Linked DNA regions of Homo sapiens: region 1 is linked to region 2. A link is a contact called in ENCODE Hi-C data. All regions are on one chromosome and are shown on one strand. The core of a region is the stretch at or near the end of the contact, and the rest is flanking DNA. Distances in the headings are between cores, read along the strand shown.

What was found. A loop is a pair of places that touch in the nucleus more often than their neighbours do. Pooled maps may share reads with other maps.
Region 1: a map of CD4-positive, alpha-beta memory T cell shows a loop between it and region 2 (8-fold over the local background). The contact joins the promoter of SMYD2 here to the promoter of INTS7 in region 2. A Hi-C loop is called at or near these places in 2 of 168 maps with a recorded cell type or tissue (CD4-positive, alpha-beta memory T cell and naive thymus-derived CD4-positive, alpha-beta T cell) and 8 of 50 pooled maps.

Annotation. Positions count from the first base shown.
Region 1 is chr1:214,279,443-214,284,437 of GRCh38, forward strand. SMYD2 (SET and MYND domain containing 2) reads left to right here and starts at 1,717. Exons shown (of 12, transcript NM_020197.3): 1 at 1,717-1,985. The coding sequence starts at 1,813. LOC124904509 (a long non-coding RNA gene) reads right to left here and starts at 1,594. Exons shown (of 2, transcript XR_007066876.1): 1 at 1-1,594. RefSeq lists an enhancer at 672-1,237 and silencers at 1,517-1,806, 1,827-1,946, 1,977-2,136.
Region 2 is chr1:212,031,878-212,036,816 of GRCh38, forward strand. INTS7 (integrator complex subunit 7) reads right to left here and starts at 3,680. Exons shown (of 20, transcript NM_015434.4): 1 at 3,467-3,680. The coding sequence starts at 3,560. DTL (denticleless E3 ubiquitin protein ligase adapter) reads left to right here and starts at 3,871. Exons shown (of 15, transcript NM_016448.4): 1 at 3,871-4,065. The coding sequence starts at 4,014. RefSeq lists enhancers at 3,531-3,740, 3,619-4,155, 3,901-4,140, 4,156-4,690.

The DNA of each region.
Region 1 (4,995 bases), core at 467-2,966, 2.2 Mb after region 2:
TCAGCCTCCCGAGTAGCTGGGATTACAGGCATGCACCACCACACCTGGCTAATTTTGTATTTTTAGTAGAGATGAGGTTTCTCCATGTTGGTCAGGCTGGTCTTGAACTCTCGACCTCAGGTGATCCGCCTACCTCGGCCTCCCAAAGTGCTGGGATTACAGGCGTGAGCCACCACAGCCGGCTGATGTCCATCTTTCTATCCCAGTTGCTGGCCATAGTCAGTCGAAGTTTCTTAAAATGCATAAATGAAAATACTATCATAACTTCCTTTACTTGAAGACGGGTTAGAGGCTTATTTAGTTTGCCACTAATAAGGGCTTTTTTGTTTTCTTTTGAGACAAGGTCCTGCTCTGTCACCCAGGCTGGAGTATAATGGAGTCACCACAGCTCACTGCAACCTTGACTTCCCAGGCTCAAGCTATCCTCCCACCTCAGCACCACTTGAGAGGTGGTTAATTTCCCATAGAGACGGGGTCTTTATGTTGCCCAAGCTGGTCTCCAACTCTCCAATTCCTGGGCTCAAATGATCCTCCCACCTTGGCCTCCCACAGTGTTGGGATTACAGGGCTGAGCCACCACACCCAGCTGATAAAGACATTTTACTGAAATGCCAAAAATTCCACTGATTTTACATCTCCAATCATATTAATCCTTTCCCTTTGCTCAACCAGTCCTGAACTTACACAGGTAACTGTTTGAGGTCCTATTTTGAAGTAGTGGTTTCTGCTAAATGATCTCGTCACAATTTTAGTCTTTACTGCATGTACATCAATTCCAGTCTTTACATAATCATGTGGAACACGGATTATATTTTCCTTTCTCATATGAAAAGTAATAGCGTGCATGTGTATAGGATTTACGTTTCAGGCTTTGTGGGCTTTAAATCCTTTGACTCCTAACCCAAGTGACTTTTCTAAGATCACAGTTCGTGGGTGGTCAAGCATATTAAAACTACTGCAAACTCTAGCGCAGTGTCCTGGACACTGGCCACAGCATCGCATTATCCCCCAACAGCCTAAATTCCTTGAAGGCAAGGTTCTCTCTGGCTTCCTCTGCAACGTTCGCAGCATGCCTCAGAGACTCGGTGAGCTGGGCCGGCCAATGCATTTCCTCTTCCGTCCATGTAATTCCACTAGAGGAGCAGAGGGCAAACTACGTTCCCATTAAAGCCACAAGGTTTAAAAACCTCTAACCTTGGAAAAGCACACTTCAACCCTCTGCACACCAAACTTCTCTACTGTGGTTTCCCCTCTGCCGCTTTCTCCTTGGCGTTCCCCGATCACTGCCTCTAGGGTCTTTACAAGGGACAGCGAACGTAAGGTTTCGGAGCTGGCTTCGCCCCCTTCTATTTACCGGGGGCTGGTCATCCTTCGGGCCAGGCTGACTGTCTAGGGGTGGCCCTCGGATACCTGGTCCCCGCAGGTGACCCCCCTCCCTCCCACCGAGGAGGAGGGCGCGTCCCGCTCGCTCCGTGGAGACGCCGCGGAGGCGCACACGCCTCACGCCTCCTCGCAGAAGCCACAGGGGCTGCGGCTCTTTGTCGCGGCCACACCGGAAACGGCCCGGAGCGCGCGCGGGGCGGCCGCCGAGGGTCGCGGCGCTAGGCGGGGCCGCCGGGCCCGTCCCCCTCCCCGCGGGGGCGCGCGAGGCCCGGGCGGGGCCGCCCTCCCTTCCGGGGAGCGGGGAGCCGCCGCCGCGTCCGCCGGGCGGCTCCCACCCCGCCCCCCGCAGCTCTAGGTGACGCGTCTCCAATAACAGCTCGCCGGGAGCCGCAGCTCGGGCACAGCCGGCGGCCGCGCCCCGCCGCCACCATGAGGGCCGAGGGCCTCGGCGGCCTGGAGCGCTTCTGCAGCCCGGGCAAAGGCCGGGGGCTGCGGGCTCTGCAGCCCTTCCAGGTGGGGGACTTGCTGTTCTCCTGCCCGGCCTATGCCTACGTGCTCACGGTCAACGAGCGGGGCAACCACTGCGAGTACTGCTTCACCAGGTAGGGCGGCGGCGGCGGCGGCGGCGGGCGGGAGCCGGGGGCGCCGAGCGGGAGGCTTGGACGGCGGCGCCAGGAAGTGCGTGCGGCTCGCGGGGTCCTAGCGCCGGCCCTTGGGGCGGGGTGGGGGGCGGGGAGGGGAGGAGGCCCCGCGCTGCGGCCCCGCGCTGCAGCCCCACGCCAGGCGCCACGTGCGAGAGGAAACAGGACCGGTGCCCCGCTGCACGCCCTGCACTGCACGTTTTCAGAGTTGCTCACGCTGGATGCGCAAACCCGGGCGTGCAGGTTCCTGCCCTCAAATGTGGGCTCCGAGCCAGGCTTGTTCCAAGCCTGGGCACTCACTGCCCTCCCGGTGCATTGGCAGCGGAGCCCCAAATTTGGGCAGCCACGGGCTGTCACCTTTAACTTATGCTTCCTGCGGTGTGTTCTGTTACCCACAGTCCAGCCCTGCCTCAGATTGGCCGTTTCTTCCAAGGAATTTAATGACTTAGTATATGTCTTGTAAAGTACGCTTACATGTTAAAGTACGCTTACATGGGTGTTTGGAGGGACGCCAGTGGGCACTGACCACACCCCCTGGATTCTGAGGTGCTGCGACGATGAGTTGCAGTGTCCAGTTTCGGTTTGGGATTAGGAAAACATGGTCGCAGGAAGGGATTGGGCAAGATGTGTGGTTGCTAATGGTATTTAATTGTAAGATACCATATGTATATATGTGTCTGTGTTTGTATATATGATGCATATACATTTGCACACACCAACACATAATTATATCCTCAACTCTTATGAGAGTTTCAGAGCTTAAAGGCACATTAGAAATCACCAATTCAGTCTTGTCTTTCACTTAATGGATGAGAAAACTAAAGCCCAGAGAGAAAGTGGAGTTACCTTTATCCATTCACACCAGTAGTGAAGGGAGTGAAATCTGGCCTTATTCACTTCTGCCTATTTCTCACTGGTTAGGTGCTCAGTAAATTTACTAAGGCAGGAGGCATGGCATTGGGGTTAAGTTTATATCAGGCCTTCCAGTACTCTGAGTAGAGACCATGATTTGCTTTCTTTGAACCTCAGTTTCTTCATCTTTGAAATGGAGATTCCTGGGCTGGATTAAGCTGACCTGCGGTCCTGCAGGGACCTTTTGAGTACAGGTCTCAAGTCCAGCATACTCAATCTCTCAGACCTGTGTGCCTCATTCTACAATAAGACGTAGCAAAAGAAGGGACAAAGGCTAAATATTGTAGTAATCTTGCCCAGACTCCCTGCCAGAACTGTCTTCCGCTTGGGGGGACCTGGAAAGGAACTAGACACGGAATCATGCCGTGGGCAGCTTAAGGGCTGTATGTGATGTGGCTCTTTGAATTGGTGAGCCAAGAGCTAAAGGGTCATGGCACCACTTTGCAACGTTTGAGTGAAGTGAGCATTGGGTTTTCCCAAAGTTAAAAAGGCTGCTGTGACTGGTCCCTTGATCTTCTGAGCCTTGCTGTGGCTCGGAGTCTGCAGCAGCGTGGGTGTCTGCAGTGGCAGGAGCAAAGCAGGTCAGGCAGCACAGAAGGAGCCTCCATCAGGGATCCTGGCAATTCCTGGAAGCCATCGCCTAAGACCATGGATGCCAGGCACATAGTAGGTGCTTACTTTATATGGGTAGTTGCCAGCCCTGGCCCCCAGTGAATGAAAGATCAAATCCCTCTGGATTTAGAAGGGATGAGAAGAACTGAGAGATGCTTCTCTTTAGCTTTAAGTCTCCTAATTGTATCTACTACGCATACCCCCAACCTTAGAACATTAATGGATGGTCAGATGCAAGTTCACAAAGCATTCAGCCTGGATTATTCTGCCATATGTGACAGTTTGCTGCCTCTTTTGTTGTTAAATTTTTCTGATTGACATTTATTAGTGTTACTCACTGTTGCCTTGGGTCCCTCACCAGGGCTGCAACTTGCAATGGGGTGTTATTACAACTTGCAAACCACTTCTCTGTTTGATTTCCCTGACCTTATGTCAATACCCGTAGTTTATTTCCTCTCTCTCCCCAAAGAATTATTTGAAGTCAATTAAAATAATACAAAAGAAATAATATCCATGATACTTATGCAATTAGAAATATCCTTGTACCCTACTTCATGATTTCTATTAAATCTGAATCATTTACTATTAGTGGTTAGGTCATCTGATAGATTCAGCATCAGTTCCTCTGTCAGCAATTTGTATATGACTTAGGACAAATCAGTCTGTCCAGATGTATGAGGGGAACGTGTATTTTCCTCCATAGGGCCTCAAAGTATAGGAGTAGAATTCTGGAAATGTTCATACTTACAGGTCAAAATCTGCTGCCTGCCCCAGCTCCACACACCCAAAAGAAAGCTACCCCTTATCCTTTCTTTTGCCAGAAGTTTAACATAAACAATACTGCTTAAGATAAATGAATGACCCAAGAATTTCCATGTCATACTAATTGTATCAGGATCTAACTTTTTTTGAAGAAAAGAAAAGTGATTTCTTTAGGTAGGAATAAGTATATGCTATAAATTGAGAAATAATGGAAAATGTCTTAAGTCTCAACAGAATGGGATTCTTACGGTCAGGGCAATTCAGACAAAGGTTTGCTTTGGGGAATTTTTAATTTGTATCACATTTCTCAGTCTGGTGGGTGCCATTGGAGAACATGCGTATCTTGCCTGAACTGCTAGAAGGCAGCTCCTAATAATATTATATAAAGTTTTTCCACTTGGAAGCTGTCCCTATCAGACTTCTCAGATACACTTTATACACACATACACACATAAATGCACACATACACATTTTGGCCATTTATCACCATTTTTTGGTGTGGTTTTTTTTTTTTTTTTTTTTTTTGAGACAGAGTTTCGCTCTTGTTGCCCAGGCTGGAGTGCAGTGGCGTGATCTCAGCTCACCACAACCTCCACCTCCCCGGTTCAAGCAATTCCTCTGCCTCAGCCTCCCGAGTAGCTGGGATTACAGGAATGCGTCACCACACCTGGCTAATTTTGTATTT
Region 2 (4,939 bases), core at 2,430-4,929:
ATAAATATATAACAGGTTATGAATGGCAGCATTTCCTGAGTGTGTTTCTAAGGACACCAGTGCCACAAAATATTTCTTTAAAATAGCGTTCAAAGGTTACATCTTATGCCTAACTGACTAATCATCTCCATTTGGATGTCTAAGAGACATCTCAAATTTAACATGACCCAAACTGATTTGATTTCAGTAAACAATACATACATCCTCCCAGTAGCTCATACCAAAAACCTCTAAGTTTTCTTGACCACTTACTCTTATATCCTCATCTAATCCATTAGCAAATCTTCTTGGCTCTACTTTGAAAGTATATCCAGAATCTCAGCACTTCACACATTTTCAGTGTCACCATCTCGGTCTAAGCCACTATTTTCTTTTCCCTGGATTGTTATAGTTGCCTTCTCATTGGTCTCCCTACTTGGGTCCCTGACCCTCCCCACTTCAGTCTATTCTCAGCACAGTAGCCAGACTGATACTTTTCAAAGGAAAGTCAGATCATGTCACACACCTGCTGAAAATCCTCCATGGTTTCCTTTCTCACTCAGAATGAAAGCCAGTCCTTTTGATGGCTTGCACGGCCCTACCTGAACGGGACTCTGGTTATCTTTCTTTTTTTTTTTTCGAGACAGTCTTGCTCTGTTGCCCAGACTGGAGTGCAGTGGTGTGATCTCGGCTCACTGGAAGCCCCGCCTCCCAGGTTCACGCCATTCTCCTGCCTCAGCCTCCCAAGTAGCTGGAACTACAGGTGCCCACCACCACGCCTGGCTAATTTTTTGTATTTTGTTTAGTAGAGACAGGGTTTCACCATGTTAGCCAGGATGGTCTCGATCTCCTGACTTCGTGATCCGCCCGCCTCAGCTTCCCAAAGTGCGGGGATTACAGGCGTGAACCACCACGCCCGACTGACTCTGGTTATCTTTCTATACTCATTGCCTATTACTTTGCTCCAGATAACTGCATGCAAAGGAGGCTTCTACCTCAGGGCCTTTGTACTTGCTGTTCTTCCACTTGATTGAGGAGGTCTTTCTTGCCTATACTTCATAAAATAAGAAATCAACTCCAGCCCCAGATCAGTTTTCTCCAGTCCCTTTCATTGCTTCATTTTCCTTTATAATATGTATCACTAACTGTCACGTTTGCTATATTTGCGGAGTGTCTGCATCTGCTGTCTAGAATGTAAGCTCTATAGGGGCAGGAGTTTTGTCTCATTAACTGCCATGTTCCTAGTACAAAGCCCGATCAAATAAGTCATGTGTCTGAGTGTGTATGCTGAGGTGGGGGAGATATTTCAGAAACAGTATTCCTTGGAGTTTGGGAACGAAAAAAAGAGTTGGAACTTGTAGCCTTCTGACCTTTAGCTCACAAAACAGAAATACTTTAACAGGTACAAGATGAAATGACTCAATATTTAAAATACTCAACTATATTCTACACGAAACTGGCTATTTCTATAACTTAATTTCCTAACAGCTTTAAAAGTTACTACAGATGAGATGAAAAAGAACAAGTCATCTTTCTGAGCCTGAGATTCACCTGTAAAACACTCACGCCAGGCATTGCTGGGAGGAGTGCAAATGATCACTTACTCTGTGTCTAAGATTGACACCTGATTTCTTTCCTATAGATATAAAATATTTTCATTTCAACTCTTCTTTAAAAAGGAAAAATTGTGGTTTTTTTCTTACAACTGCAAAATTTGAGGAATTAAACCATTCTAGACTCCTCTTCAGTGCCCCATCTTTATCCCTGTTCCACAACCACTATCCTATTGTCAGCATGAGACAAGCTCAGCTGCACCAGAATGGTAGAAAATGTCCTTAGAACTCGTAGGGATATTAGATATTATCCTGACCTGTAACTTTCACTGAGGAATAAGAAAGAAATGTATCAGAATGAGGAGGAAAGTGTTTGAAAAACACATTTAAGGCCGGGCGCGGTGGCTCATGCCTGTAAATCCCAGCACTTTGGAAGGCCGAGGCGGACGGATCACCTGAGGTCAGGAGTTGGAGACCAGCCTGGCCAACATGGTGAAACCCCGTCTATACTAAAAATACAAAAATTAGCCGGGCGTGGTGGCGGGCGCCTGTAATTCCAGCTACTCGGGAGGCTGAGGCAGGAGAACCGTTTGAACTCGGGAGGCGGAGGTTGCAGTGAGCCGAGATGGCGCCACTGCACTCTAGCCTGGGCAACAGAGCAACACTCTGTCTCCAAAAAAAAAGAGAAAAACACATTTAGTATTATACTTTTTTTTTTCAGAGGAGAAAACCCCTAAAGATTTGGTAAGAGAAGGAAAAGTTCAACATAATTTTCTTGGTTGATGGGGGTGCACTAAAGATACTGAGACTCAACCAAAGGAATATCCCATTAGGGGGCTGTGAAATTTTTGTGTTTATCAAAATAAGGTAAAAGCTTTTTTAAGAGCCTGAGAAACTCTTATTTAGACTAACCCACTAAAAATATTCACAGTTTAAAAAATAAACAGAAAAAGAGTCCCAAAAAAGTTAATAGACATGTCCAACTCAGAAAACTGGGAAGTGGCTCAAACCCTTCTGAGTTCTAGTCCAGTTCTCCAACATTATATATTGGCTACGATTAATCAAGATTTAATTGTATACCAGCTGCCGAAATGTTTCCCGTACAATAAAAATCCTCAATATGAAATAAAGGTTTCATATTACTAGTCGAGTTCTTTACTAACAAATTTCCGACCTTGCCTCCCATATCCACATCTAAGAAGGGAGGTATATCTCTTCAGCATTTACTAAATGCTTCTTTTGCATACCATTAAGTCACTTAATACAATTCTGCCGGCTCAATGGTACTGTACCCACTTTGCAGACGACAAGCCGAGGCTAGATGAAGTTAATCATAAAATCAGCGGCATTGAAACTTAACTCAGTGTAACCCCAAAGCTCCCTCTACACCAAGCTGCTCCCTGTACGGCAACAGAACTCCTGGAACTTGTCCGCAGAGAATGAGCAGGGCCCTTGCTTTTTTATGGTCTTGGCCAGGTTTAGCCTGCCTTGTAACCCGCAGGTAACAGAGCTATGGAAATCAAATGAATCGCTGTCAAGTCGGTGCAAGATTACTATTCAGCACATTTCATGAAGACCTGGTCTCAACTGAACAGACTGAAAACCAATTTCACAATTTCTTTGCAGTGTCTCTTAGAAACTAGCCACTGTCACTGCTTAGAAAATCGGGGGACTGCTCCCTCAAGTGGTCAAAACGGGCCTCTCACTAGAGCTCGCTACTTGTTTAGCCGGTATAAGGCCAGTCACACAATCCTGCAAATTTCCCGCAACCTCCCGAAGGGGTCAAAGCCCACGCCCCAGCAAAAGCACAGGCGCTCCCCGCCCAGCGAAGACATGCGCATGCGCCTATCCGTCTTCTCCCAAAGCAACCACCACCTGGTGGCGCCACTTCCCCCCACGCCTGTTTCACCCATTCAGCCCTCTCTTTCGAATACCTTTGTCCAATTCCATAAGGGCAGAGTTGGCATCCAGTTCCTGTTCGCCATAGCCGGCATCTGCCAGGAAAGACTTAGTTGAGTTTGACGCCATGACCCGAATAGTTACTCGACTAGCCTAGTCAGAAAGCTTGCAAACTCTACCCCAGGACCGCCATCTTCCCCCGCCGCCTTCTTGCTGGTTTTTCTTCCGCGCGCTGTCAAGCCCTGTTACGCATGCGCCCTGGTCACCCCGCGGTTTGTCCGCGCCTCTGCTACCCCCTGCGCAGGCGCTCAAGGAGCTCTTGGACTCCAGGTTCCCGCGGCTGGGAGAAAAGGAGGCGGGGATCCGAAGGGGGAAATGACTCTGAGGCGCCCGGACGTCGCTCGGAAGCCAATCAGAGAGCGTGACGTCAGTTTGGCGCGGAGTTTGGCGGCCGGGGCTTACAGTGGCGGGAGTTGGAGGCGATAACGATTTGTGTTGTGAGAGGCGCAAGCTGCGATTTCTGCTGAACTTGGAGGCATTTCTACGACTTTTCTCTCAGCTGAGGCTTTTCCTCCGACCCTGATGCTCTTCAATTCGGTGCTCCGCCAGCCCCAGCTTGGCGTCCTGAGAAATGGTGAGTAACGGTCCCAACCGCTGCTCGGAGCTGGCGGAATTCATTTCCCCCGAAACACACGCCACCTCCGACCAGGGCCGACTCCAATTCTGAACTCAGCTTCTGAGTTCTCCCATGGCAAGGGTAAATTAGTGTTAGCAGGGACTACTAAAGAAAGCTGTACTTTCATCCCCTCGGGACACTTGTAATCGTAATCGGGCTTTTAAAATCGTAACGTAGGCAGGGACGTCGAAATAACTGCCTTCCAAGGCCCCTTACAGCTTACATCTCCATTGCGCGTTAACGGGAAAATGCATGCATTTGTGTGTATATGTTTCCTTCAACGGTTATTTGAGATGCTCAAAACTCCTAATCATTGATTAATTCATTCGTTTGTTGTAGAATCTTAGTGAGCCCAGCTATGTGCTATAGGTATATACCAGTGAATATGACCCGCTGTTAAGGAACTCAGTCAAGCAGAGAAGACAGGATATCTGCTTCTAACAGGAACAAAATCTTATTTTCCCCGTTTACTACACGGTCATAAAAATTTAAATTATAGAGTGAAAGATGCCTGTAACCACATCCGCCAGAGATGACCCCTGTTAATAGATTGAAGTATATTATTCCAGATGTTTTCGACGCTAGAGGTAATACCTATTATTTTCAGAAATCGGATCAAAACGTCCAGTTTTTTCACTTTAATGGTATAAGTTGAACGTATTCCCATGTTAATACGTAGAAATCTAACTTATTTTCTTACGCTAAAACATTGGCAATAAGAGATTTGAGGTTAGATTTGGATGTCATCAACTTAAACTTTTTGGTAAGTTTCAGATAAGGGAGCTAACTACCCAGATTAACCTTGGACAGAAATAAAATCTCACTCATGTGA